Regions from separate parts of the Homo sapiens genome. Here regions 1 and 2 are each linked to region 3. A link is a loop called in an ENCODE intact Hi-C map of the cell type or tissue named here. Cell type or tissue: PC-9. All regions are shown on one strand.

Region 1 (8,000 bases), 380 kb before region 3:
GGTATTTTGATAAGGATTGCATTGAATCTGTACATTACTTTGGGTGGTATTGACATTTTAACAATATTAATTCTTGGAATCCATGAGCATAAAATATCTTTCCAATTTTGTGTCTTCTTCAGTTTTTTTCACGAGAGTTTTATAGTTTTTCTTGTAGCGATCTTTCACTTCTTTGTTTAAATTTATTTCTAAGTATCTTATATTTTTTAGCTTTATGAAAGGGATTGCTTACTTGATTGTTTACTCTTGGCATATATAAATGATACTAATTTTTGTATGTTGATTTTTCTACCTTGTGATTTCACTAACATCATGAATCAGTTTTTATACTTTTCTAGCAGAATCTTTAGGTCTAAATATAAGATCATGTCATCTGGGAACAGGGATAATTTGACTTTTTCCTTTCCAACATGGATGTCCTTTATTTCTTTATATTATCTGATTGCTCTGGCTAGGACAACTAGTATTATGTAGAGTGAAAGTGGTAAAAGTACACATTCTTGTTTTGTTTCAGGTATTAGAGAAAAGGTTTTTAATTTTTCTTCATTCACTATAATGTTACTTATAGTTTTGTCATATGTGGCCTTTCTTGTTTTGAGGTATGTTTCTTCTTTTCTGAAAAAAATGTTTTTTTCAGCATCCCTTTATGATAATGCTCAGCAAAATGAGTAAAGAAGGAAGCATTTATCCAATGTTCTTTCAGCATCTATTGAAATGATCATATGGTTTTTGTTCTTGGTTCTGTTAATGTGGTGTATTATATACATTGATTTGCCTATGTACAACCATCCTTGCACTCCTGAAATGATTTGACTTGATTATGGTGAATAATTTTTTAATGTGTTGTTGAATTCTGTTTGCTAGTATTAATATTTTGTTGAGGATGTCTATGTCTATGTTCATTAGGAATATTGGCCTCTAGTCTTCTTTTGTTCTTGTGTCCTTACAGGTGAACAGTGGCATCATAGAATGAGTCAGGGATGAGTTAGGTATAATTCCTTCCTCTTCAATATTTTAATTTTTTTTAATTTGAGTAGAATTGAGACAGCTTCTTCTTTAAATGTTTGGTAGAATTCAGGAGTGAAGCCATCAGATCTTGAGCTTTCTTTCTTCAATGGGGAACTTATATGGCTTTGATCTCATTACTAGTTATTGATAGGCTCAGGCTTTCTATTTCTTCAAGATTCAATCTTGGTAAGTTGTATGTGTCCAGAAATTTATCCATTTCTTCTAGGATTCCCAATTTGTTGGTGTATAGTCTTCCATAGTAGTCTCTAATAATTCATTGTATTTCTGTGGTATCAGCTGTTATGTCTCATTTTATGTTTCTGATTTTATTTATTTGGGTTTTTTCTTAGTCTAGATAAAGGTTTGTCAATGTTGTTTATCTTTTCAAAAAACCAAATTTTTGTTTTGTTAATCTTGCAGATTTTTTTTAGTCTCAACTACATTTATTTCTGTTCTGACCTTTATTCTTTCTTTCCTTCTACTAAATGTAGCTTTTGTAGCTTTGGTTTGTTTTTGTTTTTCTAGTTTTTTGAGGTGCATCATTAGCTTGTTAATTTGAAATCTTTTTACTTTTTAGTTGTTGTTGTTTTTTTTTTTTTTTAGACACTGCCTTACTTTGTCACCCAGGCTGGAGTTCAAGTGGCATGATCACAGCTCACTGCAGCCTTGATCTCCCAAGCTCAAGTGATCCTCCAACCTTAGCCTACCAAGTAGTTGGTGCCACCATGCCCAGCTATTTTTTTTATTTTTGGTAGAGACAGGGTTCTCCCTATGTTGTCCAGGCTGGTCTCAAATTCCTGGACTCAAGTGATGCTCCCACTTCAGCCTGCCAAAGTGCTGAGATTACAGGTGCAAGCCACTGCACCCAGCCTACTTTTTCGATAAGGATGTATTGCTATAAACTCCCATTTCAGCATTGTTTTTGATGTATACCATAGATTTTGATATGTTGTATTTCTATTTTTATTTGTTTCAAGACATTTTTAAATCGTGTTCTTACTTTCTTCATTGACCAATTGATTGTTCAGGAGCATGTTGTTTAATTTCCATACATTTGCCTAGTTTCCAAGGTTCTTATTGTTATTGATTTTCAGTTTTATTCCATTGTGGCCAGAAATAATACTTGATATGATTTCAACTTTTTTGAATTTTTTGAGACTTGTTTTCTAACCTAGGGTCTATTCTGGAGAATGTTCCATGTGCTGATGAGAAAAATGTGTATTCTTCAGTAGTGGGGTTGAATGTTCTGTAAGTGTCAGTTGGGCCCATTTGGTTTAGTGTGTAGTTTAACTTCAATGTTTCTTGATTTTTCTCTCTGGATGATCTGTTACTGAGATGGAGCATTGAAGTCTTTTACTAATATTGAACCACAATTTACCTCTCCCTTTAGATCTACTAATGTTTGCTTTATATACATGGGTATATTTATATTATATTGTTTAAATTTTAAATTTTATATTATAAATATAAAATTTATTTAATATAAATATAAATATTTAATATTTAATAAATATAAAATATTATAAATATAATATAAATAGTTTAAATTTTAAATTTTAAACAATATAGATCCTGTTGTTATGTTCTCTTGCTGACCCCTTTATCATTGTACAGTGACCTTCTTTGTCTCTTTTTACAGTCTTTGACTTGTACTCTATTTTATCTAAGTATAGCTACTCCTAATCTTTTCAGTTTCCATTTACATGGAATATCTTTTTCCATCTCTTCACTCTTAGTGTACCTGTCTTTATGAGTGAAGTGAGTTTCTTGTGGGCAGCATATGGTTAGGTCTTGATTATTTATCCATTTAGCCAATCTATGTCTTTTCATTGAATAATTTAGTCCATTTATATTTAACGTTGTTATTAATAGGTAAGACTTACTACTGATATTTTGTTACCTGTTTTGTGGTTGTTTTGTATCTTCTCTCTTCTTCCTTTTTTACTGTCTTCCTTTGTGCTTAAGTGATTTTCTGGTAGCATGTTTCAATTCATTTTTTTTATTTTTAGTGTATTTATTATAGGTTTTTGCTCTGTGTTACTGTGAGCCTTACAAAAAATCTTCTACATATCACTAATTATTTTAAACAGATGACAACTTATCTTTCATCACAAAGAAAATAATTAAGCAAATGAATATGGAAAAAACTTTTAAGACTCTTCACTTTAACTCCATACTCCAACCCCCATATTTTGACTTTTTGTTGTCTCAATTCATGTATTTTTATGTTGTGTAATTCTTAGCAAGTTTCTGTAGCTATTTTTTGGATATATTTGTCTTTTATTCTTCATACCTCAGTCACAAGTAGATTGCACACCACAATTACCATTAGAGTATTCTGAGTTTGTCTGTGCACTTACCTTTACCAATGAGTTTTATATCTTTAAATGTTTTCCTTTTGTGCATTAGTTTTTTTGTTTTTTTTTTTCTTTCAGATTGAATTCCCTTCAGCATTTCTTAGAAAATGGGTCTGGTGGTGATGAATTCCCTCAGCTTTTGTTTCTCTGGGAGACTTTCTGTTTCCTTCATGTTTAAAAAAAAAGCTTTGCTGGATACAGAATTCTTGATTGGCAGTTTTTTTCTTTCGGTACTGTGAATATGTCATCCCACTTTTTCCTGGTCTATGATTTTCGCTGAAAAATCTGTTGCCAGATGAATTGAAACTCGTTTATATGTTATTTGCTTCTTTTCTCTTGCTGCTTTAGAAACTTTTCTTTGTCCTTAACCCCTGAGAGTTTGATTATTATATGCCATGGGGTAGTTTTATTTGGCACTTAATCTGTTTGGTGATCTCTGACCTTCCTGTACCTGGATATTTCTATCTTTCTCGAGTTTTGGAAATTTTTCTGTTATTATTTCCTTGAATTAGCTTTCTACCCCATGCTTCTGCTCAGCTCTCTCTTGAACACCAATAATTCTTAGATTTCCTCTTTTTAGGTAATTGTCTATATCTTGTAGGTGTTCTTAATTTGTTTGCATTATTTTTTCTTTTTTCTTCTCTGACTCTGTATTTTCTAATAACCTGTCTTTGAGCTCACCAGTTTTCTCTGCTTGATCCATTCTGCTGTTTAGAGCCTCTAATGAATTTTGCATTTAAGCAATTATATTTCTCAGTTCCAGGATTTCTGTTTGATTTTTTATTACAATCTCTTTGTTAAATTTATTTGAAAAATTTCTGAGATGATTTTCTGGATGGTATTGGAGATAAGTGAGTTTTTTTTAAACTGCCATTTTGAATTGTGACCAGAGAGCCCACCCATCACCATCTAGTTAGGTTTAGTTACTGGCTCTTTACTTTGTCCATTTGGGGAGATGATGGTTTTCCACCTGCTATTTTTCTCATGTATGTATGTCTATGTCTTTGCATGAAAGGATTATTTATTCCAGTCTTCTCTGTCTTGTTTGTTTTGATTTGTATTGGGTATGTTTGCCTAGAGATTTCTGTGTAATATACCTGTTGAATACATTTTTTTCTTTTTTTTTTTTTTTTTTTTTTTTTTGCTTGGTCACTGCCTCAGTTTCAGCACTAGATGGTGCATTACACCCAGATTTGCCCCAGCTCCAGCGTAGCAAACTTTGCAGCACTGCCTATCCCAGATGGAGACGATCCCCACCGCCCCCCTGGCCGCGACCCGCCGAAAAAAAAATCCTGGCAGTGTGGGAAAGCTGGCTAGTGATTTTTGCCCAAGGGACCCATGGAATGTGTCTCCTACTGTGTGGTGCTGCTGAAGAGCCACTCTTATTTGGCATTTTCTTTGGCTGAGATACAGAGTGGAGTTTTCCACTCTGGGATGCTAGCCCCACCTCCTCCCTTTGTCTCTGACTGTCCTCAGGAATTATTTTCCCTTGAGGTACTCATCACGCTTCCCATGGCTTGAGACAAATATAGGTCTCCTGTCAGGGAACCCAAAATGGTGAAAAAGCTGGTTGTCCACCTTAATCTCACTCTTTCCAGTATAATCATGTGTTAGGGTTAAATTTTCTGTATGCTTTGTGCCTGAGAGATTGGGGGAAGGGCATTGCAGACATAAAAATCCAATTCTGTTATCATCTATGCTAAGTTTTAAAACTTCTCTGTGGCTCTGGGAACTGTCTCATCTTCATATTTAGGTTCTGGGATATTGCTGGTGATCACCATGGTGCTGTACATTTATTTTTGTTTTTCTGTGGTGGGAGAATCAAGGCAGCTTGCTTCCAGTTGACCATTTTTGTCCAGAGTGATATTTCAATACATGTATACAATATGTAATGATCAAATCTGGGTTATTAGCATATTCATCACCTCAAACACTTATCATTTCTTTGTGTTGAGAACATTCAAAATCATCTCTTCTAGCTATTTGAAAATATACAATAGATATTATTAAGCATAGTGAAAGGTTGGTTTTAAAAAGACATTTTGGAGTGTGATAAATGTACTAGAAGTGAAAGAGGAATAGCTATGGCATATATTTTCAAGGCCATGGCTCACCCACTATGGTGTAGAATTCACATGGCAGTATGTAATCAAATATATTCTTGAGTAAGTATCCAAAGTTAATAAAAGAAGATGTGCCAATAGTTACAACTATAATTTAAACTATGCACCAATAGTTTAAACTGAATTTCACTATTCTTGAGTCCTTATTCCAAAATCAAATCCTAAATTCATGTGAGCGTAGCTGTATTTTTAAGGATGTCAAATGAAATTTATAGATCAACTTTGGATGTTTTACCGGCATACACTGTGTACGCACACACACATACAAACCCATTTGCTAGAAATTGAAATAATTTTCCCCCAACTCATGTGTCCTTTTAGAAACTGCTTATATATGCTTCTCAGAAAGTCAGTCATCACAGTCCATGCAAAGTGAACAGTGGAGCAAATTATTGTCTATAGGTAAGTAACTGAAACTGTGATAGACACCTGGCCTCAGATGAGAAAATTGTATAGTTCTATCTTCCAGAAACTTATCATTGAGACACAGCAACTCTACACTCTTAAACTGAGGACCTGAAGGAAGTGTAGAGCAGCCATCACAGCAGTATCATCACAGCAGTATGGTGTCAAATGTCAACTTCAGAGAGACTGGAGAATGGCGCAAACAAGAAGAGGTTTCTGTGTTTTTCTCTATCGTAAACAGTTATGAGAGAGGGAAACACAGACAGAGAGAGAGGCTGCTCAGTTTCCGATGTCTTTCCTAACTTTAGACCTTCATAAACCTAAATCAACTAACCAACTTTGCATCTGGGCTGACATATTGTCTTCCTGCATGTTACAATACCCTATGATCAACTGTACAAGCTACTATCTAAGGTTAATCTCTCTACTTGTAAACTGGATCACATAATCTATCTCCTAATGAAGGAAATTTTCCCATTTTCCTTAATTTCTCCTTCAACATAATTTTTTCCTCAAAACCAATTTACTCTCCCAGTATCAAAGCAGTACCTAGAAAAGAGTAGGTGCTAAATAAACATTTATTAAAAGGAACTCACCCCAGGGGAAAAAAGCACTATCATTATGGATCAGAGCTTCAGGGAAACAGATCGGCAATACTGCAACAAGAGAAAGGAGTAGGGAGTATAACTGTGTGTTGTGTGTAACTATACCACTGGAGGAATACTTGGAACAGTAACACACCTGAGACACAGGCCCACTGAAAGACCAAGAGTTAATCATGATATTATAGAATGCTATCTCTCTTCCACATCTCATTGCAACACCAACAGGGCTCCAGTATAATAACAATGGATTACAGTGGGAAGAGATTCAAGACATAGATTCTCTCTGAGGGAGGGTACTTAGAAAATCTCAAGTCAAGAACGAGATAAAAATGAGATGAGTAGAGCAATTTTAAGACTCTGACACCTATTGCAACAGCAAACATTAACACAATCCAACTTCTAGCCCCATTAATTTAAATTCCCACCCCAGAGGCCTATTTTCCTTGGTTCCTATTACTTTATACATAATGTCTTGGTCCCTATTACTTTATACATATACTTTTAGTAGTAGTCTAAGGAGATATGAGGATGAAATGTAATGTGGTATCCTGGATCAGATTCTGGAAAATGAAAAAGATATTAGGGGAAAAACTAAAAAATTTCAAAAAAGTATCTACTTTAATTATAATATATCAATATTGGTTCATTAATTGTGACAAATGTACTATACTAATATATGATATTAATAACAAAGGAAACGATATGAAGTATATGAGAATTTTGTACTATCTTTGCAATTTTTCTCTAAATACAACTATTTTAAAATGAGAAATTTGTTTGGAAAATCGTAACAGAGCTGAATATCATTGTAGGTAATTATCATCACCAGGATATTTTAGAATGCATTTTCTCAAGACCAAACTCTTTTCTGCTACCTTCTTTCTCTAACACTTCTCCCTTCTAATTGATAGTGAGCAGAATTGACCCTAATGGCATTCCCATAAGTATACAAAAAATTATTTTTGCGTCTAAGTACCTCCAAAATAGCTTTTCCCTATAGTTCATTTTGGAACCTTGAAAACAATTAATTCTTTTCCCATAACTCCTCATTTTTATCCCAGATGTAAAATCTTGAAATTTTCTATCCTTTTGCCTACCATCATTCCCACCTAGCTGGCCTTTCATGTCCCTATTTCTTCACCTCTGAATTTTATCTCCACCTATTCCATTGTGCCCTTTGAATCTCCAAATCCTCTGTATATAAATTCTCCGCCTTTCAGCGTTTTTCTCACCTCCTTCATCATGAATTCTTCTCTAATGGCTCCAGTGGGTCTATATTAAGAACTTTTCGTCTGTGCTTCCAAATTTATTTCCTAAGTCTACTCTAGAGCTCATTACCCTTTTATAATTCGGTTTCCTGTTCATCTACCTGCATTCCCAGGACTAGGACCTAGAAAAAGCCTTACTAAATGTTAAATAAGTGACTGAATGAACACCAGAACAACATAGTAGTAAGTGTAATTAATACAGCAAAAATTGTCATATATATTGTTTAGAGGAAG
Region 2 (8,000 bases), 100 kb before region 3:
ATTGTCAAAGTGCTCTCCCCACAAATTACCAAAATACATGATTTCACAGGGCAATGCTACTAAACGTTCAAACAACAGCTAATTCTAATGCCTAGCAAGAGAACCAAAAAAGGGAAGAAAAATTCTAAATTGTTTCTGTCAAGCTAATAATATCTGATCAAGATTGCCACAAAGAAAGAAAAGCCCTGATTCACAAAAGATTTTTTTTTTTTTTTTGCAACTGAGTCTCGCTCTGTTGCCAGGCTGGAGTGCAGTGACTCGATCTCGGCTCACTGCAACCTCCGCCTCCCAGGTTCAAGCGATTCTCCTGCCTCAGCCTGCCGAGTAGCTGGGACTACAGGCACAAGCCACCACTCCCGGCCAATTTTTATATTTTTAGTAGAGACAGGGTTTCACCATGTTGGCCAGGACAGTCTCGATCTCTTGACCTCATGATCCGCCCGCCTCAGCCTCCCAAAGTGCTGGGATTACAGGCATGAGCCACTGCACCTGGCCCACAAATGAATATTAATGTAAAAATCCTAAGTAAAATCCTATCCATGCAAATTTAATACAGTAATGGATTCATATCTATAACCAGATGTTTAACATTGGGACATCTAATTATGTAATTAATCATCTGACTGGCTCTAGGGAGGAGTCCTATGGAGGAAAATCATATTTTCCATAGATGCTGAAAAGACTTTGCTCAAAATTAAGCACATTCCTTGTGAGGGGGAAAAAAAGGAATAAATAGATGCTTTCTTAACATAATAAAGTTTACCTCAACATAATAAATCTATCTCTGCCTAAAAGCCAGCATCATGCTAAGGTGGGAGCTACTAGAAGTATTTAATATGGTACTGGAAGTATTGCCAATAGAATTAAATGTACACATAAATATTGGAAAGGAGATAGCACTAGCACTATTTGCAAACGTGATCAAATTCCAGAAAAACCTAAGAGAATCAACTAAAAGCTACTAGGAATAATAAGGACATTTAGTAAAGGAGCAGCATACAAATTAGTCACAGAAATCGAACAGGAAGGCTGCATATAATAGCTAACACCACGTGGCACTTATCATGGGTCAGACACTGTTGTAAGGGTTTTATGTACATTAATCCTTGTAATCTTCACCACAACCCTATAAGGTATATACCATTATTATCTCCATTTAGAAATAAGGAAATGGAGTCATAGAAAGTAAGTCCTTCTTGGTCACAACTAAGGCAGAATTTGAGCCCAGGGAGTCTAAGCCCCAGAATCCATGCTTTTTACCACTAGGCCATACTAGTTCTTGATACATAAAAGAGGAGGTGGGGACAATTTACAATGGCAGCAACAACAAAAAAAACACCTAAGTACAAATTAAACAAAAAATGTGCAGTACTTATGTGAGCACCCTTTAAAATCCCCTGAAAGGATGCAAAAGGGGCTTGAACAAATGGAAAGGGATACTACGTTTTGTGTACCTATATAACTGACTAAAAACTACATTAGAAAAAGAATGAATGGAAATAAGGCAGACAAAAATTCCAAGAAGAGATCACTGTTCGAAGAAAGACAATAGGTAATTAGAAGGGCTTAGTATATTAAGGGAGAATTCTTTATACTTGGGAGAGATTTGAGGAAGTTTAAAGGCTGAGGGGGAGACCTCCAATGAAAGGAAGAAGAAGATAAAGGAAAAAGGGATAATAGGAGCAAAGAGATAAGGGGAAGGCAGTGGGATTTAAGATCACAGATGAAGGTTTCTAACACTTTTTCCATTGACACAGGAAGGAAGGAGGAAAGGAATGAAGTGGATACAGGTTTTGTGAGAAGAGGAATCAGCAGGAAGTTAGTTCTGATTTTAACGACTTTTATTTTTAGGTGAAGGAAGTGGCAAGATCAGAGTAAGGGAGAGTGTGAAAAGTGGCACTGCTTTGGAATAATTGCTAAGGGGTACGGAAAAAGGGATCAAAGATAAATAAAAGCGTTGAGGAGTGATGGGCCCCCAGTAAACTGGAAACCGAGCTTTTGTAACAGCCACAGTGTGAATAGTTCTGCAATGTTCCCCTGCTGCTGTGATGAAGATGGAGAGATGGTATTCTCAAGGGGAATTATGTTGTTGGGGTCTCATGGTTCGGGGCTCCTGGAAAGAAAATGGAGTGAAAATGCTGAGACAAACCAGTTCGATGATGGATAGGGAAGGAAATGCAACCCAAAAGGATTAACAACTAGAGGAAAATGATGGGATCTAGGGGTTTGGTATCTAAATGAGATCAGTGACTAAGTAGGTGGAAAGCTGAAGAACTCAGGGGGTTTTGAGCTGATAGAGAATTGCTGGAGATTAGGTTTACAGTGCTGGGGTTCTTGCTGATGACAAGAATGTGGACATGTGTGGGAGTGGTTTAAATGGAAAGCAGGTTACTAGAGTGGAAGTCAAGAAACCATAAAAATGACCATGTTGGGCACTTCATTCTCTAGCATGATTACAAAGGAGGAATGAAGAAGACCTAGAATTAGGTGAATGTCCTCAATGAATGGAAAAAAGTGGCCTGGAAGATATTAGGTGTCACAGCAAAAAGAAAAAGGTGGTAGAGCTAGGTGAGAAAAAAAGGGAGAGCTTTGAATGGTGGTGAAAAAGTAAAAAAGGATGTGGAAGTAGTCTGTTGGGAGGAGGGTGTGTGCCACAGTTAAGTGCATTTGTTGGGAGGACAGGCAGCCTCCTCTTGAAAAATAAAAAGGACTCTAAGGCAAATGGTGTTGGATGACTTCAGATTGGGCAGAGAGAAAATGAGCTAATATTGATCGATCATCTAATGTATACAAAACACTATAATATAGTCTGCACAACAGCCCTTTTATAATAATTTCCATTCTGGGAATAAAGAAGTAGATTTAGAAAGCACCAGTAATATGCCTGTAATCACATAGTTACAAAGATTAAATCTCCAGTTAAACCCAAGTTCTGTATGGTTCTAAACCTGTGCTATTTTCTCTTTTTAAAAAACAACAACAACAACAAAAACATGGTCTTGCTCTGTTGCCCAGGCTGGAGTGCCGTGGCGTGATCTTGGCTTACTGCAACCTCCACCGTCTGGGCTCAAGTGATCCTCCCGCCTCCCCAGTAACTAGGACTACAGGCTTGCACCACTACAACTGGCTAATTTAATTTTTTTTTTGTAGAGAGGAGGTCTCACTACATTGCCCAGGTTGGCCCCAAACTTCTGGGCTCAAGCTATCAACCTGCCTCAGACTCTTAAAGTGCTGGGATGTGTGATACACCGTGCCTGGCCTGATATTTTAATAAATATGCTTTCTTGTACCTGTTGGGGAGGCATCATTCCAGCAAGACGGCGGACTAAATAAGAAGAAAACCTGTCTATTATGAATTCCTAGGAATGTCAGACCAAATAAATCAGAATTCTTCACAAGGCCTAGCTAATGTCTTAAGAAATAAAGGGAAGCCGGGCGCGGTGGCTCACGCCTGTAATCCCAGCACTTTGGGAGGCCGAGGATGGCGGATCACGAGGTCAGGAGATCCAGACGATCCTGGCTAACACGGTGAAACCCCGTCTCTACTAAAAATACAAAAAATTAGCTGGGCCTCGTGGTGGGCGCCTGTAGTCCTAGCTACTCGGGAGGCTGAGGCAGCAGAATGGCATGAACCTGGGAGGCGGAGTTTGCAGTGAGCTGAGACAGTGCCACTGCAGTCCAGCCTGGGTGACAGAGCCAGACTCTGTCTAAAAATAAATAAATAAATAAATAAATAAATAAATGGAAATACTCAGGTATCAGAATCAAAGATAGGATGAGAAGCTCTAATGAGCATCCAATAGGATTTCCAGGAGAAAATAAAGAAAACAACCAAAAAAAAGGGCTGATCATTTTCATAGTTGATAAATGCTAAGATTCAAGAGGCACAAGTCCTGAGCAATGTGAACAGAAACAAATTCATAGCTCAATACATAGTAGTAAAATTGCAGAATACCAAAGACAAAATAAAAACCTTTAAAGCCCCTAGGGGAATTTATCCCAGAACAAGGAGAGGCTGGGAGCAAGATCAGTGGGAGACAGGGGATCTGTAGTGGGATGTGAACACAGCAGTGTGGGTGGGTGTGCAATGTGGCATGGGGTGACTGCATGGGCTGTGTTTTGGGCAGGAAATACTTGCAGGTTGGGGTGTTTGTATTCACCCTAGCTTCTCATTGGAGGGATTCAACTGCTCTCAGATCTGGGGGAGAGACTAGGCATTCTCTTTCAACTCAAGAAAGTACAGGGTAAACACTGCTCTCAGAACCTCAATAACTATTTGGTACGTGCATGAATGCAAGATAAGCATTTTAGGAATAGTGAGGTCAACCCGGTGGCCACACTTGGACTGCTGTGACTGGTCAGAGTGGGGAAAGGTCTCATAGCTATTCATGGTATATACAGTTGTGCCTACAAATGTGATTTCATGTTAAGAATCCAAAGCAGTATAAAATAAACACAAAACAATCTCTCACATCCTTTCTATTTTCTAGGCTGACTGTAAACGTTAATGAACATTTAAATAACAATAATAAAACCCAGAGCAAAGCTTCAGGAGCCTGTGTAAGTGTAGTCTTGCTTGTCATAGCAAATGTGTTTCAACCGCAAATTTAAGAAGTGGCAGAATACAATCTTTGCCTCCCAGTAGGATTTGATAACATAAGTCAGACAATTAGAATTGTCTCATTCACGCCTTATCATATATGCTGATATTGCAAAACACCAAAAAAGAAAGATGTAAAATTTTTCTGCCCTTATCCTCTAGTTTAGGTTTAGCTGTGTAGGGTTTATCAGACCTTTCCACTCACCCAACCTGTTCTACAGAGTCTACCCTGAGGAAGTGATGATCCAAAAAAAAAAGTCCTGTTCTCCCACTGGTCATGATTAGATCACTAGTGCCGCAGAAGAACTGTGATAGATGAAGACAGCTCTATTGTAAAGAAGGGCTGTAGATCTAGGCCTATGCTTATGGTCTAATATTCCAATATTAAAATTCTGTAAACAGCCCACTGAAGGCTTACATTAGAAAAAAGGACCTACTATAGACAACACTTTGATAAATGTTCCAACTAATTTTTATCAGTAAGTTTTGGAGGAAGAAAGCACGACAACACCATTTTCAAACATGAGGAAACCGAGTCTCATCATTATAGAAGCAGCCAGACTTCTCTTCTGTGGTAGATTGGGGTCTGGCCTAATCTGGCACCAAGCTCTTTCTCTTTCCACTGTGGCACCTGCCTTTTTACAGAAGCTGAACCTTGAGTGCCTCTAACACCCCAGCGAGCAGGGCTGACTAGTGAGAGTCAGGGGCAGTTTGGTTTGGCATAGTTTATTACAATTAGTGTGCGCATAAAACCATGTAAACTCTACAAAGTAAACCATTTCCCCTCCACACTAACCAGCAGCTAGTCTGCCATGACCTTCCAGCACCCCCATTATTTTAACATATATACATTTCACAGGATGTAATAACCACACAAATAGGGTTATAATACATTCTTCAGGGAAAAAAATTTTTGGTCCATATTTTCTATTAAAAAAACACACACACTTCCCTCTTTGGCAAAAGAGGTTAAATCTCCCATAGTTAACTCACAAAAGAAACTCAAATAAAAACTACTGAGCATGAGGTACAGCTGATGTCTGGACTGTTCTGGAATTACAGACGCCTCCTTGAGGGGAAAATCATTTCTTATAAAATGAGATCAGTTTCCAACAGTTTCATGTCAGTAGAAAAGCTCGATTTAGACTTGGTCAGAATCACTTTTGCATGAACATGTTCCAAATAACTTTGTTTTTCAGAGGACAGCGGAAGTCACGAAAATGTGCTACTTCTGAAGAAAGTCATGAAAATTGTGGCGTCTGACCTCAGCAATATTTTTAATCTGAGGTACGAAAACATCTGACACAGCCATTCACACTGTAATTCCTGTGCCACCTTCATGGTCACCGGAGCTGGGCCGACCTCTTCGCATCCCCCTCTGAAGTGGAGACTAAGGAAACGGGCAGCTGCTGAGGTGTTGTTTCTTTGCTTGTTTTTAAATCTACAGTCATAATTGCTAAATAAACAACCACCCTGGTGTGCTTTTCATGCTTCAAGTAATTCATTTCTTCCAGGAGAAGAATGTTAAAAATGCTTTCAGTTCTAGTTATCAAAGGAGAGGAAATGACTCAATAACAACAAGACTAGGTTTAAGCAGACCTGCTGCTAACACAGTATCAGATAATATACTGAAAAAAATGAACATACTATTTATATACATTTTGCAACAGCTGCATTTTCCCACTTAACCTCTGTGCAGAACTAAAATCTGATAGAGCAAACTTAAGTTACTTTTATTATTGTTAAATACAACTCTGTACACATTACACCTTTAACACCAAAGCAGCTCAATATCAGTCAGAGGAATGAAAACGCCATCTGAAAATTTTCATTTTTCTAGCCCAACAAAACCCAACAGACGCACCCTAAGGGTCAGCACGAAACCAGCTGCACAATTTTGTAAACAGTATGACAGGTTGTCTCTAGGATCCTACTGGATCACACACACACATGCAAGTGTACACACACACCGATACACACGCACACTCTGGACCAGCAGGCTCCCTTCTTCCAGTGCCTTGTGACAGCCCGACGCTCAGTACCACAGCAGGCTTCTTTCACATTGTGTTCACAAAAGGGCAGTCATGGCCGTCTGGTTGAGGGGTGTGAGGCAGTCTCTGGGGGCAGAATAGCTGTCACTCGTCCCGGGATGCGTTGGGGGCTTCTGAGAGTCAGGGTGCCCGCTTTCGGTGGCGAGGGCGCTGACAGCTTTGGGCCGGTCGTAGCCCCTGTCCGCAGGCTGTGCGCTGTGTGGCCTTTGATAGTCTCCGTCCTGGGCGCCCACACCCGCTACGGGGGAGAAGCCGCCCGAGGAGAGGGAGTGTTTGTGGCCGGGCTGGGGCCCTGGGACGCGGTAGCCGCTCTGCGCAGAGAACGTGTGGGCGCGCAGCACGTGCCGCTCCACGATGGGCGTGGCGTACTCGGGCTCCGGGGGCGCCAGGGGCAGCGCGTACTCGTGGCGGCCGGCCCGCTGCGGGCAGTCATAGTGGCCGCCGGCATCGGTGCTCACCCCTGCCTCCTCGGCATCCGTGTCCATGGGCCGGAAGGTGGAGCCCTTCCTCGTGACTGTCCCGGTGCCAATCATGAGGGGCTGCTGGTAATCTGAAACCACAAGACAGATGGCAGCTAGCGGGCACCACACACGGGCCGGCCTGTCAGTGGCAGACGGGGATACTCTGCTTCAGGTCGTGGTGACTGACTTTCCCCCCGGGTGCCCTCAGGTGTCCCAGGCACTGCGGAAAACCCTGATGTGAAAGCCACAGAAGCCACCCGCAGGCAGTACACAACCGCACCGCCTGCTCAGGAAGCTTCGCAGGGTCTTCTCAGAGATGGGGGCGACGACGACGTCCTGGGGCATGGGGACATACTTCAGGGAGGAAGTGGCTCTGAAACTGGCTCTGGAGAAGCTATGGAGGTGGAAGTCACACAGTGTGGAAATGGAGAAAAAAACAGCCTCGAAAATAGAGTTGATATGGCCAGAGTATGAGGGACACAGAGTAGTTTGTTTAATAGGATATGAGGACCAAAGCAACAGGTCAGGGCCTAGTGGTGACAGTGAGGATGATGCCAGGAGCTCCCATTTATAGAGCTCCTACTCTTTGCCAGGCGCTATTCCAATAGCAAGATGTTAATAATCTTCAAAAAAATCCCGAGGTAGGAACTGTTACTCCATTTTACAAATGGGAAACCAAGGCAGAGAGAGACTAACTTTTCCTAGGTCACACAATGGGGCGATGGAGTAGGATTCGAACGCACATCCTGAGTATATGCTGTTAGCCACGCGTTAGAGCATGGAAAAGCATTGATTGTCTTGCTAGGAAGTCTGGTTTAATTCTATGGGAAACGAAAGACTGGCACTTTCAGAGGTAACTGTGGAGGTTGACCCAAGAGGAAAAGATCA
Region 3 (8,000 bases):
CTTAGTTTTAACTAATGCGTGCAACAGACTTGAGTGTCATCCTCTATATAACTAAATCACCTTAGTGTTAGGCTCAAGGAGGGGGCTGGGGTGGGTGAGGCACAGACACTTGCTGCCAGAGCATGTGTAACCAGCAGTCCTTTGTTCACCATACCTGCTTCAATCATTGTTAGGAAACCTAACAATGTCTATTACAGGTAAGACAGGTGATGGTGGGAGGGATATTTGGACCACAATGTGCTGATTCCCATCTTCACTTCAAACTGCTCAGAAAGCCGTGATTCAATTTCATAATTTCTCTCATTGCTGGGTGTGGTGGCTCATGCCTATAATTCCAGCATTTTGGGAGGCCGGGGTGGGAGGATTGCTTGAGCTCGGGAGTTCAAGGGCAGCCTGGGCAACATAGTGAGACCCTGTCTCTACAACAAATAAAAAAAGTAGCCGGGTGTGGTGGCATACACCTGTAGTCTCAGCTACCTGGGAGGCTGAGGCTGGAGGATTGCTTGAGCCCATGAGGTCAAGGCTGAAGTGAGCCATGATTATACCATCCCACTCCAGTCTGGGTGACAGATTGAGACTCTGTCTCAGATAATAATAATTATTATTATAATTATAAATTATCTCAGTACTTTGTATCACACACTACACTTAAAACTATCAAATACCTCTATAATGTTAGTTTTGGACAACATTTTTGCAAAACTTTAAAACTGTATCTTCCGCCGGGCACAGGTGGTTCATGCCTGCAATCTCAGCACTTTGGGAGGTCAAGGCAGGAGGATTGCTTAAGCTCAGAAGTTCAAGACCAGCCTGGGCAACATGGCAAAACCCTGTCTCTACAGAAAAAAAAAAAAAAGCACCAAAAATCAGCCAGGTGTGGTAGCACGCACCTGTAGTCCCAGCTACTCAGGAGGCTGAGACAGAAGGATCACTTGAGCCTGGGAGGTGGAGGTTGCAGTGAGCTGAGATGGCATCACTTCTCTCCAGCCTGGGTGACAGAGTGAGACTGTCTCAAAAAAAAAAAAAAGTATCTTCATTGCCTTAAAAATTACAAAGGTAATAGATATATGGAAATTCCAAACAACATAAAAATGAGTAAAGCAGAAAAAGCCTTGAAATGAGGCAAGTTTAGGAAAGGATAAGAGTCAGAGATATCTATAATAAAAAACCACTGATGACACTTTGATGGAGGTCAAGTGTTCTGTCTCAGTAGTCCTAGGGCAGGGGCCACAGCTGTCCAGCTTTCTAACTTGCATTAGGACTCATGTCACTGCCTTACTGCTTCTTGGGTTAGCTATATAGGTATTTCCCATACAAGCCTCTGTCCTCCCTTGTGTAAAGAGCCCCAGGACAGCAGGATGGTTCAGTGGAAAAAGGTCAAGGTAAGTATCAGGCCCAGGTTCAAACCTTGCTCTGCACTGAGTAGGTCACTGAGCTTTCCAGTTTGTTTCTTCATTTGCACCTGTGGATAAAAACCACAAGGATTAGACAGCTAGCTTTGGTAGTAAGGAGTTCAGTAAGTGGAAGCTATTATGATTACCACCCTCAGGTAGTTCTAGTTTGAACTTCAGGACCTCAAAAATAGTAACTCAGATTTTCAGACGTCAGCATAGGCAGCTCCAGGGGAAGTTCCTATGGACAAACCTTAATGAGCTCAGAAAGCTGGTTTTGCATGCCGGAGCAACCAACAACAGACAAGTTGCCTTCATGGGCCTTTGAAATCTGTTACAAAGTTGAGCAACCATCCCAAAAAGAAACATTGAAGATTTAGTTTTCAAAAGCATCGTTCATCTCAGAAGAGTGCTTGTATCGCCTATTCTACCAAACAGGATGTTGTTATGTAAACTTCAGGATCTATTGAGAAACTCTCCAAGTGGGAAGTCCCTGGCCTCGTGGGAAAAGAGAGTAATTGTATTAACTAATTAGCAAAGGATCACTTCACACATATCAGGCAATACTATTTAGAGAAAGGATTATTTAACTCAGACTAATACGGGAGTTTTCACACTCCTAGGTATATATTTTATGCCTCAAAGATCCTCTGCAGCAAAAGTATTGCAGTCCTGGAGGGCACTTGTTAATATTAAAAACAAATGAAAACAACTCAGATCAATCTAATTGTTATTATCCAGTAGTTTTGTTTAGAAGAGTCACAGAAGTAGGCATTTAGATTGTCAAAACAAAAGTTCATAGAACAGGGTAGATAATTTAAACATGTGCTATCTTAGTCTCTCCTAGATTAGATTTTCATTGCCTACATGTTTGCCTACATGTTTGCATATCAGCAATGCCATCATAAATGTCTGAATCAACGTGGCTGAAAGAAACACCACTAAGATTGAACTGAAGACTCCTAGAAGAAAACAGATAACAGCAGAAATAGCCCTGAGAGATCAAATTGCTTTTTATTCCATGGACATCATGATTTGACACAGAAAGGTTAGAAAATACAAATATATATCACTGAGTTCAAATTTAGTTTGTGTTTATCTTTCTTTTGCTAAATTATCTTTGCTCAGCTGTTGAGCCTATAGTGCCTCATTATTAACAGAAGGTGAAAGCTGGCCTGGGGTGCCAGTTACAAACCATAACAGAGAAGCTGTTTTTCTCAGATATTTCAGTGTTGTTTTTTAATCATGTAAGTGGCTGGTGCATACATTTTCCCTTACCTTTAATCACATGAACAAACTAAAATAACTTCTAAATTCCAAGTCTGTTGCTGTTTGCTAGAAAAGGTATACATTTCCCCAGGAGGGAAAAAGGAGTCTAGAAGAAAGGAAAAAAGAATCTAGAAGAAAAAAATATGCAAAATAAATGTCAGGCTTGCAAACACTGGGTTTATGCTAATGGAGCCAATGCACATTAAAGGTCATTGTTTTCGTGTCCATTTCCCTGAGGGTAGATATCTGCTAAGGATGCTGTCAGAGTGGGTCCAGCATTTGATGAGAGGTTGTGCTACGATCATACTTCCTCACTTTAAGGACTTTCACACACTCATGTGTTGGGATTGACCGGAAACCATATACAAGTAATTTATTTCTAAAAATCAAGGATTGAAGCCAGGGAGTAGTTAATTTAAAAATAAAGATTTGAGATTACCCTTATAATGCCCCTTAAAGTCACTCATGTGAATTTCAATATTCTTTCTTAAGTGAAGGGAAAGAGGTGAAGTTGCATTCTATTAAATGTCACAGGCATATATAGCACTAGAAAACATGACCTGTGTTTTTTTTTTTGTTTTTTTTTGGTGAGAAAATGTCTGAAAATACTGAGTTGTGTGATTTCTAAGGTTTCTATGATTCTATAATTCTGTCAAAAGCATTTTTAAAAACAAGCTCCGAAAAAGGCATCCAATTTGTATTTCTTGTCTTTACCCTGTGGTTCAGATATATCAATAGTTAGCCATAAGTGGCTGTTTATCAATATAAAATAAAGCAACTGGTTTCACAAGTAGTTGGTTGGTCTTACCCATTTTCCCATAAAATCGCATAGTTCAAATAAAAGATGAAGTTTGGTTAATTTAGCTTTTACTTCAATTCCGAGTTTGTAGAGTGTTACACCGCCACCCTGTGGACATAAGTTTTTCAGCTTCTAGCAAGGCTTTTTTTCATTTTTTTTTTCTTTCTTTGAGACAGGGTCTTGCTTCCGTCACCCAGGCTGGAGTGAAGTGGTGCCATCTCTGCTTAGTGCAAACTCTGCCTTCTGGGCTCAAGTGATCCTGTCATCTCAGCCTCCCAAGAAGCTGGGGCTACAGGCCCGTGCCACAACCCCAGCTAATTTTTGTATTTTTTGTAGAGATGGGGGTTTTGCCGTGTTGGCTGGACTGGTCTGAAATTCTTGGGCTCAAGCGATCCACCCACCCCAGCCTCCCAAATGTTGGAATTACAGGTGTGAGGCACTGTGCCCGGTCCCAACAAGGCCTTTGAATATGTAACTAGTATTCCACTTAAAAAATATGCAAGGCAAATAGCCTCATCGATTGTAACTCTAAAATGAGTATATATGAAAATGTTAGGCATTGTTCACTAAAAATTAAAAATAATTGTTTCCTGTTAAATGAAAGTATGGAAAATGATGGTTACTGCATAAGTCAGTTTCTTTAAATATAACCATACCTTTACCAGAAACCAAAAAACATCCCAGGAAATAGACTTTCTAGAATTGTCTTCTGAGCTAAATTCCAGTCTAGGATGATCAACTGTTCCATTTTTCCTGGGACAAAGTTTTCCCAGGACTTTAAGGCTAAAAATGGGAAAGTTGTTGGTAAACTGGGCAGAGTTTCTACATATGACACACATATGGCTCTTTTGCCCAGGGATTTTAGCCTTTTTTGCTTCTAGCAATTTGTTACAGACTTATGGGAGCTCACAGTAACCCTTAGGGTAAAAGGAAAGTCTGATGAATTAAAAGTGAATGGATCTAATGTTATTAGCAATATTATTTATTATAGTCAAAAAGTGAGAACAATCCAAATGTTTGTCAACTGCTAAGTGGGTGAAGAAAATGTGGCATATTCATATAATAGAGTATTATTCAGAAATAAAATGGAATGAAGTACTGACACACGCTACAACCTGGATAAACCCTGAAGACATTGTGCTAAGTAAAGAAGCCAGACACAAAAGACCACATATTGTATGATTCATTTATATGAAATGTCCAGAGTTGGCAGTAAAGACAAAGTAGATTAGTGGTTACCAGGGACTGTCGGGAGGGGGAATGAGGAGCGGCTGTTAATGGGTCGGGGTTTCTTTTTTTTTGGGTGATGAAAATGCTCTGGAATTCGATAGCAGTGCTGGTTGCACAACTGTAAATATACTAAAAGCCTCTGAATAGCACGCTTTAAATAGGTGAACTGTATGGTATATGAATTATATCACAATAAAGCTGTTTAAAAATAAAGTAAATAGATCCTTGGTGTCATGTTTTCATTGCAGCAGACTGTCAGCAAAAGGGATGATGAGTAGAAAGGCAGTATATGAAAAACTAGTTTATTCCTCAACATTTCCATGATTAATTACTTTCAGGTCTATAGACTATAGAATCAATTAACTTGGAAATGATTTAAGAGAGTAAGGAAGCCATGAATTTCAGATGCAATGTTTGGCTATATAGAGATTTGGAGATGTAGTGTCAGACACATCTGGGTTTTACCTCTGGCTCAATCAATCAAGCGTCAGTTTCCTCGTCTGTAAAACAGATTTCATAATTGTGCTCACTGAATTGAGCATTAAGGATTAAAGGAGTGGGGATCTTGAGCGATCTGGTTGGCCTTCCAAGGCAGGATTACTGTGACTGTTGTGCGTGCACACTCTCCTTTTCCTATTATTGCTGTTGTTTCCTGTTTTTGCCAGGTACAGACCAAGTGCTGAGTCTGGGTGAAGGAGAGAAAGCTTCTCCTCTCAGGCGATGCTGGCTCTTTGTCCCTTGGAGAGTGGCTCTGGTCTGGCTATGTTGATAAATTCCACAGAGCTGCTATTCATCAGAAATTCAAATCAGCAGATTGTTACTGGGAGAGCTTTCTACCCTAATCTCCCTGGAAAGGCAGGGTTTCAGGCGTCCTGGATCGCAAGCAGCTCCTGAGGTGGGATGAGGGACAGGATGTGATGTTTTCAAGAACCTTCTTTCTGAAGGACTTGCTCCTTTCTTCTTAGACCACTTGTTCTTCCTTCATCTTTGTTTTCTTCCAGTTAGCCGTTAGGCATCATTTTATTTCATGATGCACAGCACCTCTCTTGTCCTATATTTAAAGCAGGCATTCTCTAGTGCTCCAAAGCATGGGCATTTAGCAAAGGCTTTAAGTTTGAGCAGCAAGCCATTTCAGTTGCTTTCTTTTAGATCATTCCTATTTTTCTCTGTATCATCAAATCATCTCTTCTTATTTAAATTTTTTATTTTTATTTTTTTGATACATGGTCTCCCTCTGTCACCCAGACTGGAGTCCAGTGGTGCGATCATGGCTCACTGCAGTCTCAACCTCTTGGACTCAAACGTTCCTCCCACCTAAGCTTCCCAAGTAGCTAGGACTACAAGCATGCACCCACCATGACAGACTAGTTTTTTAAATATTCTGTTCAGATGAGGTTTTGCCATGTTGGCCAGGCTGGCTTTGAACTACTGGGCTCAAGTGATCCTGCTGCCTTAGCCTTCCAAAGTGCTGAGATTACAGGCGTGAGCCACCATGCCTGGAAAATCATCTCTTCTTTACCTTCCTTGGGCTTCATAAGCCAGGATGCCAGTGCCTCTAAGGTGCTGGTTATCACAGTACTGGCACATAGGATGTGCCTGTTGAATGCTTGCTTGAGGTGGGCAAACTGTTTAATTTATAATAATCAGCCTTTGGGGTGAAGACAGAATTCTGTGCAGTATTTTTCAAGTCCCACATCACTGCCTTTTTCTGTTCTTCTGGATGTTTTCCTCCCTCAGTATTCCCCTCATCCAGAGTCTCTGAGGGGGTGACTTTGTGGGAGGAATAAAATGGAATGTTTTTAAAGTGACTTAGCATGGCTTAACTATGATACCTCAAAATTGGCATCACCGTACCACTCATTTTTTGTTGCACTTGAACCAAAAGAGTTATACGAAGTTACAAATGTTAGGGGAGTTTGGGCCAAGCATTTCTGGAGAGGAGTTTCTGTGTGGGAGAACAGTCATAGTCTTAAATGGCTGAATCAATTTCAGGAGGAGAGAAGCAAGAAGGGCTTCTGGCCACTACTGTCTAGCCTAACGCTCAGGGAGGGAAGGGGGTGGCAGTGCAAAATTTGGAAATATTCCTTGTTCCTCCTTCCACAGGTCAGAAGGAAGTCATGCAGAACTCACCTGCAAGGGATCCAGAGAGCTCGACAGGCGGCTGAATTTAATTTCACAGAAGAATGAAGAAAACTCAGGAGAATAGAAAATTAACCTAAGATCAAAGGAGGTGAGGGAAATTGCCAAACTTGTATTTCTAGTAGGGACCATTTTTGGAATTTGTTGTTGTGTTTAACTTTGAGAAATATCTATGAAACCCAATGAAATACATTTAAAAAGTTAGCAGAACTTAAGGAGTTTCTTTTAAAAGTAAAAATTTACATTAGTAGCTGATTATACACACACACACACACACACACACACCACCTAAAACCACAATGTATGGTTTATTAATGTATTTATTTGATAAATATGTATTGAATGGTTATTGAATTGGATCATATAAAATTAACTTTTTTTTTTTTTTTTGAGACAGGGTCTCTCACTCTGCCACCCAGGCTGGAGTACAGTGGGATGATCACAGCTCACTGTAGCCTTGATTTCCTGGGCTCAAGTAATCCTCCTGTTTCAGCCTCCCAAGTAGCTATGACCACAGGCATGCACCACCATGCCTTGCTAATGTTTTCTGTTTTTTCTAGAGACAGGGTCTTGCTATGTTGCCCAAGCTGGTCTCGAATTCCTCAGCTTAAGTTATCCACCTGCCTCTGCCTCCAAAAGTGCTGGGATTACAGGCATGAGCCATTGCACACAGCCTAAAACTGACTTTTTTTAAGGTCAAGATGTTGGTCTATCGGCCATTTCACATGGTTGAACCTATCAGCCAAAATTGTTGTTCAAGGAATCAGCAGTGAAACCTTCTCTAATCTCAGGGGATTTACAATCTAGGGTGAAATAAATCCTTTAAATAAATAATCAAAAAGTTATATAAGACAATAAAATAATTATAAGTGTGGCAACTGTAGGCAAAAAGAGCATGCAAGGAGCCCTGAGACCATACAATGAAGAAACAACTTAGTCTTTGGGGTTGGAAAAGGTGCCCCTGGGGAAATGATGTGAGGGATGGGTGGGATGAATCTGCTGGGGAGGGGGGTGGGCTTTCCAGGCAGTGGAGATTTATGGGAAAGGCTCACGGGGGGAGGGAAGGACCAGAAGGAGTCTGGCTGGTTGGAGGGTGATGTAAGAGAAGAAGGTCAGAGAGGGAGAGGGTGACCAGGTGGGCTGAGGAAGTCCTTGTACACCACATCAACTTT

What was found. A loop is a pair of places that touch in the nucleus more often than their neighbours do. Peaks named below come from ENCODE experiments on the same cell type or tissue, not always from the same donor. Only the 100,000 strongest peaks of a DNase experiment are listed, where the experiment ranks them.
Region 1: it touches region 3 in a loop (9-fold over the local background); 12 of 110 quality-filtered maps call a loop at or near these places.
Region 2: a loop joins it to region 3, with 6 times the contacts of the local background. A loop is called at or near these places in 105 of 110 quality-filtered maps.

Annotation. Positions count from the first base shown.
Region 1 is chr6:117,826,601-117,834,600 of GRCh38, reverse strand. No RefSeq gene overlaps it. Among named protein-coding and RNA genes, the nearest start is that of SLC35F1, 77 kb to the left of the region's middle. In PC-9, CTCF peaks have their summits at 4,342 and 4,546; no DNase peak of the experiment used is centred here; H3K4me3 peaks cover 301 bases.
Region 2 is chr6:117,547,108-117,555,107 of GRCh38, reverse strand. DCBLD1 (discoidin, CUB and LCCL domain containing 1) reads right to left here. Exons shown (of 15, transcript NM_001366458.2): 15 at 5,311-7,201. The coding sequence ends at 6,669. Among named protein-coding and RNA genes, the nearest start is that of GOPC, 51 kb to the left of the region's middle. RefSeq lists enhancers at 6,818-6,867, 6,878-6,937, 7,488-7,577. In PC-9, no CTCF peak of the experiment used is centred here; DNase peaks (open chromatin) are centred at 4,827 and 6,137; H3K4me3 peaks cover 338 bases; H3K27ac peaks cover 2,123 bases.
Region 3 is chr6:117,445,604-117,453,603 of GRCh38, reverse strand. No RefSeq gene overlaps it. Among named protein-coding and RNA genes, the nearest start is that of ROS1, 24 kb to the right of the region's middle. In PC-9, CTCF peaks have their summits at 3,358 and 3,559 (motif pointing left); DNase peaks (open chromatin) are centred at 3,563 and 4,693; H3K4me3 peaks cover 728 bases; H3K27ac peaks cover 1,222 bases.